2 separate regions of the Mus musculus genome follow, and region 2 is linked to region 1. The links are chromatin loops, found by intact Hi-C in ENCODE. Cell type or tissue: left cerebral cortex. All regions are shown on one strand.

What was found. Hi-C counts contacts between places; a loop is a spot of excess contacts. Peaks named below come from ENCODE experiments on the same cell type or tissue, not always from the same donor. Only the 100,000 strongest peaks of a DNase experiment are listed, where the experiment ranks them.
Region 2: a loop joins it to region 1, with 9 times the contacts of the local background. A loop is called at or near these places in 22 of 42 quality-filtered maps.

The regions. Positions count from the first base shown.
Region 1 is chr15:97,194,360-97,196,859 of GRCm38, forward strand. The region is part of intron 3 of Gm33205 (a long non-coding RNA gene); the gene reads right to left. Among named protein-coding and RNA genes, the nearest start is that of Gm33205, 8.2 kb to the right of the region's middle. In left cerebral cortex, a CTCF peak has its summit at 1,434 (motif pointing right); a DNase peak (open chromatin) is centred at 1,435.
Region 2 is chr15:97,662,446-97,664,945 of GRCm38, forward strand. No RefSeq gene overlaps it. Among named protein-coding and RNA genes, the nearest start is that of Rpap3, 42 kb to the right of the region's middle. In left cerebral cortex, CTCF peaks have their summits at 1,407 (motif pointing left) and 1,893 (motif pointing left); DNase peaks (open chromatin) are centred at 1,474 and 1,645; H3K4me3 peaks cover 562 bases; H3K27ac peaks cover 418 bases.

The DNA.
Region 1 (2,500 bases):
AACTTATTTACTTTTTTTTTTGTAGTGTCAGAGATTGAACCTAGAGCTACACACACACACTAAGAAATGCTCCGCCACTGAGCCACATCCCCAGCCTTGCTTGTGACAGTTTATGGTGGCATTTCCTTGTTTAACCCTGCTTGATGTTATGCCAGCATCTTAACTGTGGATGGCCACTAAGAACAGAAATGGCCACTCCAATACTCAGCCTGGGTAATAAGAGGCATAGCCACTTCCCTGTCTGTATTAACAGATCTTCCTGGAGCTGCCTTGCCAGCATCAATTTGCTTTTCTGCAAATCTTCTCCCTGGGCTAGGTTGTTTTTTCCAGGAGGTTTCCCAACAGCCCATCACTTCTAAAGACACTGTCACCTGACGGCTTGGACCTAAAAGTCCTGTGCCTTGATAGTTTCACCAACCTTGGACTTCTCTACTCTGATTCTTACCCAATCCTGAGCCTTCTTTTTGAAAAGCCCAGCCAAAAATCTCCTCTCTCACACAATGCTTGATATCCCCAGTATCCACCTTACCCTCGCTGAGATGATAACAACGTTCTGAGGTGAGCAACAAACTAAGGCTTGTCTAGCCAGCAGGCTGTGTTCTTGATATCTGAGGAGCCAGCTTTTGCTAGCTCAGGAGGCTTGCGCTGAGAGAAGCCGTAAACATACTTTAGAATTGTTAGATGCCACTGGACATGTGAGGACAGTCACAGGCTGATTTCCTTCAAAACTGGGTAGCACAGAAAGTGCAAAAGCTGGAGCACAGTCTTGGATGTCAGGGTACCAAATCCCTCTATATATGCGGATCATATATATATGTGTGTGTATACATTAATATATAATATATAATAATATATATATAATGTACATATAATATATAATACATAATAGATTATTATATGTTACATGTTGTATGTTATATACATATACCCTTTTTCTTTTTCTTATAAGAATATGTATATTATATAATATATACTATCTATAATATATATTATATATATATATCCTTTCTTTTTCTTTTTCTTTTTTGTTGGTTATTTTATTTATTTACATTTCAAATGTTATCCCCTTTCCCAGTTTCCCCTCCAGAAATCCCATATCCCATCCCCTCCTCCCCCCGCTTCTATGAGGATGCTCCCCCACCCACCCATCCACTCTGCCCTGGCATTCCCCTACATTGGAGCATAGAGCCTTCCCCTGTCTGACAAGGCCATCCTCTGCTACATATGCGGCTGGAGCCATGAGTCCCTCCATGTGTACTCTTTGATTGATGGTTTAGTTTCTGGGAGCTCTGGGGGGAGGTCTGGTTGGTTGATAGTGTTGTTTTTCCCAGGGATCAATTTTTAAAATGGATTTTTTTTTTCTTTTGCTTAATGGTAACATTTAGTATTTTTATACTCAAGAAACCACAAGGATAAAAGATGCCACTAGATGGCGATAAAGCCCACCTTTACACACACACACAAGCAGACCTATAGCAGAAAAAAACTAGCCATTTGCTAATATGTAAAATCCAGGGGGAAGTTATGAAAAGGAATGAGGTCTGCTGCAGATTACTCACCTGTGTAACAGAGTGAACTTTAACCCTCAAGACAGTGGCATTCCCTTCCTGGGACCACATGGGGACATCATCAGCTTCTCTTCAACCCAAGTGGCTGACATTTCCTAGTGCAGATGCACAAGTGGCTTGTTTCCAGTGCGGATGGAATTAGGGGAACTTCTGGCTGGGCCTCCATGACAGAGGAAGGCCTTGTGAAGGAGAGATCTCTGTTCATTAGCATAAGAAGCAACACCACACGGATCCTTTCAGAACCTTGTGCCTGCATAGCACACAGTGTGTCCCTGCTCCTGTGGCCCTTCACACAGGACCACAGCACCTGCCAGTACTCTATAGGGATACCGACTATGGCTCTCCAGTTCCACCTTCTGTCTCCATCACTACTACAGTAAGTCACTCAAGTATCCTTTGCCTGACAAAGCCCAGCACAGAATAAATGCTAGGACATACTACTCACTAAGGCCGTGTTTATGGGCTGTGTGGAAGTGCTAACATGTTATGAATATTGAGTGATACAAACTGTCTAATTGGCAATGAGAGATGAATGAGGTCCTGCTGCCCTTGATCCTGTGAACACAATATTGGGAAGGGCTTAGCACACAAATGGTGAGAAATCAGACTCTTCTTAGAAGGAAGTAGAAGCTGGGAGTGTCCTGTCCATGTTGTATCCTCCCCACCTCCATCGCTTTCCCCAGCCAGAGGAAAGTCTGCTGGGAATCAGAAGAAATCTCAAAAGAAGGTATCAGGCTTTCCACAGGTGAGTATTGAAGCCAATATATTACAATCTTCTGAGGTTCAAAGACCCCCAACAGACCTAAGGTTGTTGTGTAAGCATTAAAATGCTTATGCAACGCAGAAACTGTGAAGGAACGAGGAGAGCTGACGCAGACGACAGAAAGGCTTTGGGTAATTGGCTCAGTAGCCAGCCAGGCTGAAGGAAATGG
Region 2 (2,500 bases), 470 kb after region 1:
CATACATACACACATGCATACATACATGCATACACACATACATATACACGCATACACACATATATACATACATGCATACACACATGCATACATACATGCATACACACATACATATACACGCATACACACATACATACACACACATGCATGCATGCATACACACATACATATACACGCACACACACATATATACATACATGCATACACACATACATACATGCATACACACATACATATACACGCATACACACATATATACATACATGCATACACACATGCATACATACATGCATACACACATACATATACACGCATACACACATACATACACACACATGCATGCATGCATACACACATACATATACACGCATACACACATACATACACACACATGCATGCATACACACATACATATACACACATACACACATACATATACATGCATACGCACATACATACATGCATGCATACACACATATATACATGCATACACACATACATACATACACACATACATACACACATACACACATACACACATGCATACATGCATATATACATACACATACATACATACATACATAGAGGCAAAACTCTCATATACAAAAATTTTAATTAATATTTAAAATTTTTTAAAAAGATGTTATATTTTATTAAAAGTGCAATGACATACCACTTACAGATTCTTTTATTTTCTCTTTTTTGCTATGTATTTTTTGAAAGGGTTTCTCTGTGTAATCCTGGCTGTTCTGGAACTCCCTCTAGACCAGGCTAGCCTCGCACTCAGAGATCTGCCTGCCTCTGCCTCCTGAGTGCTGGGACTAAAAAGGCCCTGTGCCACCACACGCACCTAACTTTCCAACTCTTAATCCAGCAGTGGCAAGAACTGACTTGTGCTTTTAGAAGTTTGGTGGCTGACGTGGGTAAAAAGATGCTTGCCATGAAGATAAACTGAGTTCTTTCTGTCCCTAGATGTGGGGCACCAACTCCATGGAGTTATCCTATAACCACACCTGTCATTCTCTCTCTCTCTCTCTCTCTCTCTCTCTCTCTCTCTCTCTCTCTCTCACGTATACATTAATAATAAACATTTTTACTTTTACCTTTGCGATAGAGAACGGCTTATAGGGACTAGAAGCAAAGAGAACAAATAGCAGACTAGGGAGATGTTGACTGTAGACTTTACCTCGTTGGTACAGCAAAGGGCTGGGAACTAAGTGAGCTTCAGAGAGGGAACTATGAGGACTTGGGAGAGGGGTGGCCTGGGGGCTATTGCACCAAGGACGGGGATGACTATCTCTAGATCTCTACCCATTCAGGCTGAAAACCACAGGTGGGGAAGTCCTGGAAGATTCAGTGTCTGGTGAGAGCCTGTTTCCTCACATGGTGCCTTCTTACTGCCCCCTTGTGGTACAGAAGGAGCAAGGCAGCTCTCAAGGGCTCCGTCTTTCTGTATTTTCGCCTTCCTAGTTGCTGTGATGCTACCCGGCAGAAGCAATTTAGAGAAGGAAGGATTTCTCTCGCGAGGACACTGCCCACTGTGGCAGCGTTCACAGCCTGGCAGCGGGAGCCTCGGGCAGATGCGTGCTCCATGGCGTCAGCCAGGAACAGCTGGCTGATAACCCTCAAGACCTTTCGCCTGTCAGCTAGGTGCAGCGTCCAGATTACACAGCCTCCCGAAACAGCGCCACCAGATGGAGACCAAATGTCCCGAAACACGAGCTTGCAGGAGATGTTTCACATTCAAACTGTAACATTTCCCAGAGCCAGCCTTCGAGACTCCACAGAATCGTGTAGAAGGGACCCAAACAATAATCTGTTAAAGATAGATTACCATGCACTAAATCTCACCCAGAAGCTTCTGCCCCTTGCTGCCCCCTTGTGGGCACAGGGATGTTGGGCAAGGAGGTCTTAATCTCACACCAGAAATTTCCGGGTGAGATTAAGAATTAAGTACAGAAGATATTTTTAAAATGATTAAAAGCCAGTGCAGTTTTGCATATTTCCACTGCTAATTACAACTGAAAGGACGTCGTGTACAGATCATTCTAAAAGACAATTCTAAACGCCTGGTGCAATGGCTTACACCTTTAGTTCCAGTACTCGGGAGGCAGAGGCAGGCAGATCACTTAGTTGGAGGCCAACCTGGTCTACAGAAGGAGTTCCAGAATAGCCTCGGCTACATAATGAGACCCTGTCTCAAAAGAAGGAGGAGGAGCAGGAGGAAGAAGAGGAAGAAGAGGGGGACAAGGATGAGTGGGAGGAAAAAAGCTGCTAGTAAAGTAGAGAAAAGAAGAAAGACTGTAGCTGGGCAGTGGTGGCACACGCCTTTAATCCCAGCACTTGGGAGGCAGAGGCAGGCAGATTTCTGAGTTCAAGGCCAGCCTGGTCTACACAGCCAGGCCTATTCAGAGAAACCCTGTCTCAAAAAAACAAAACAAACAACAACAACAACAAAAAACCAAAAAAACAAACCAAACAAACAAAAGCAGACAGACTG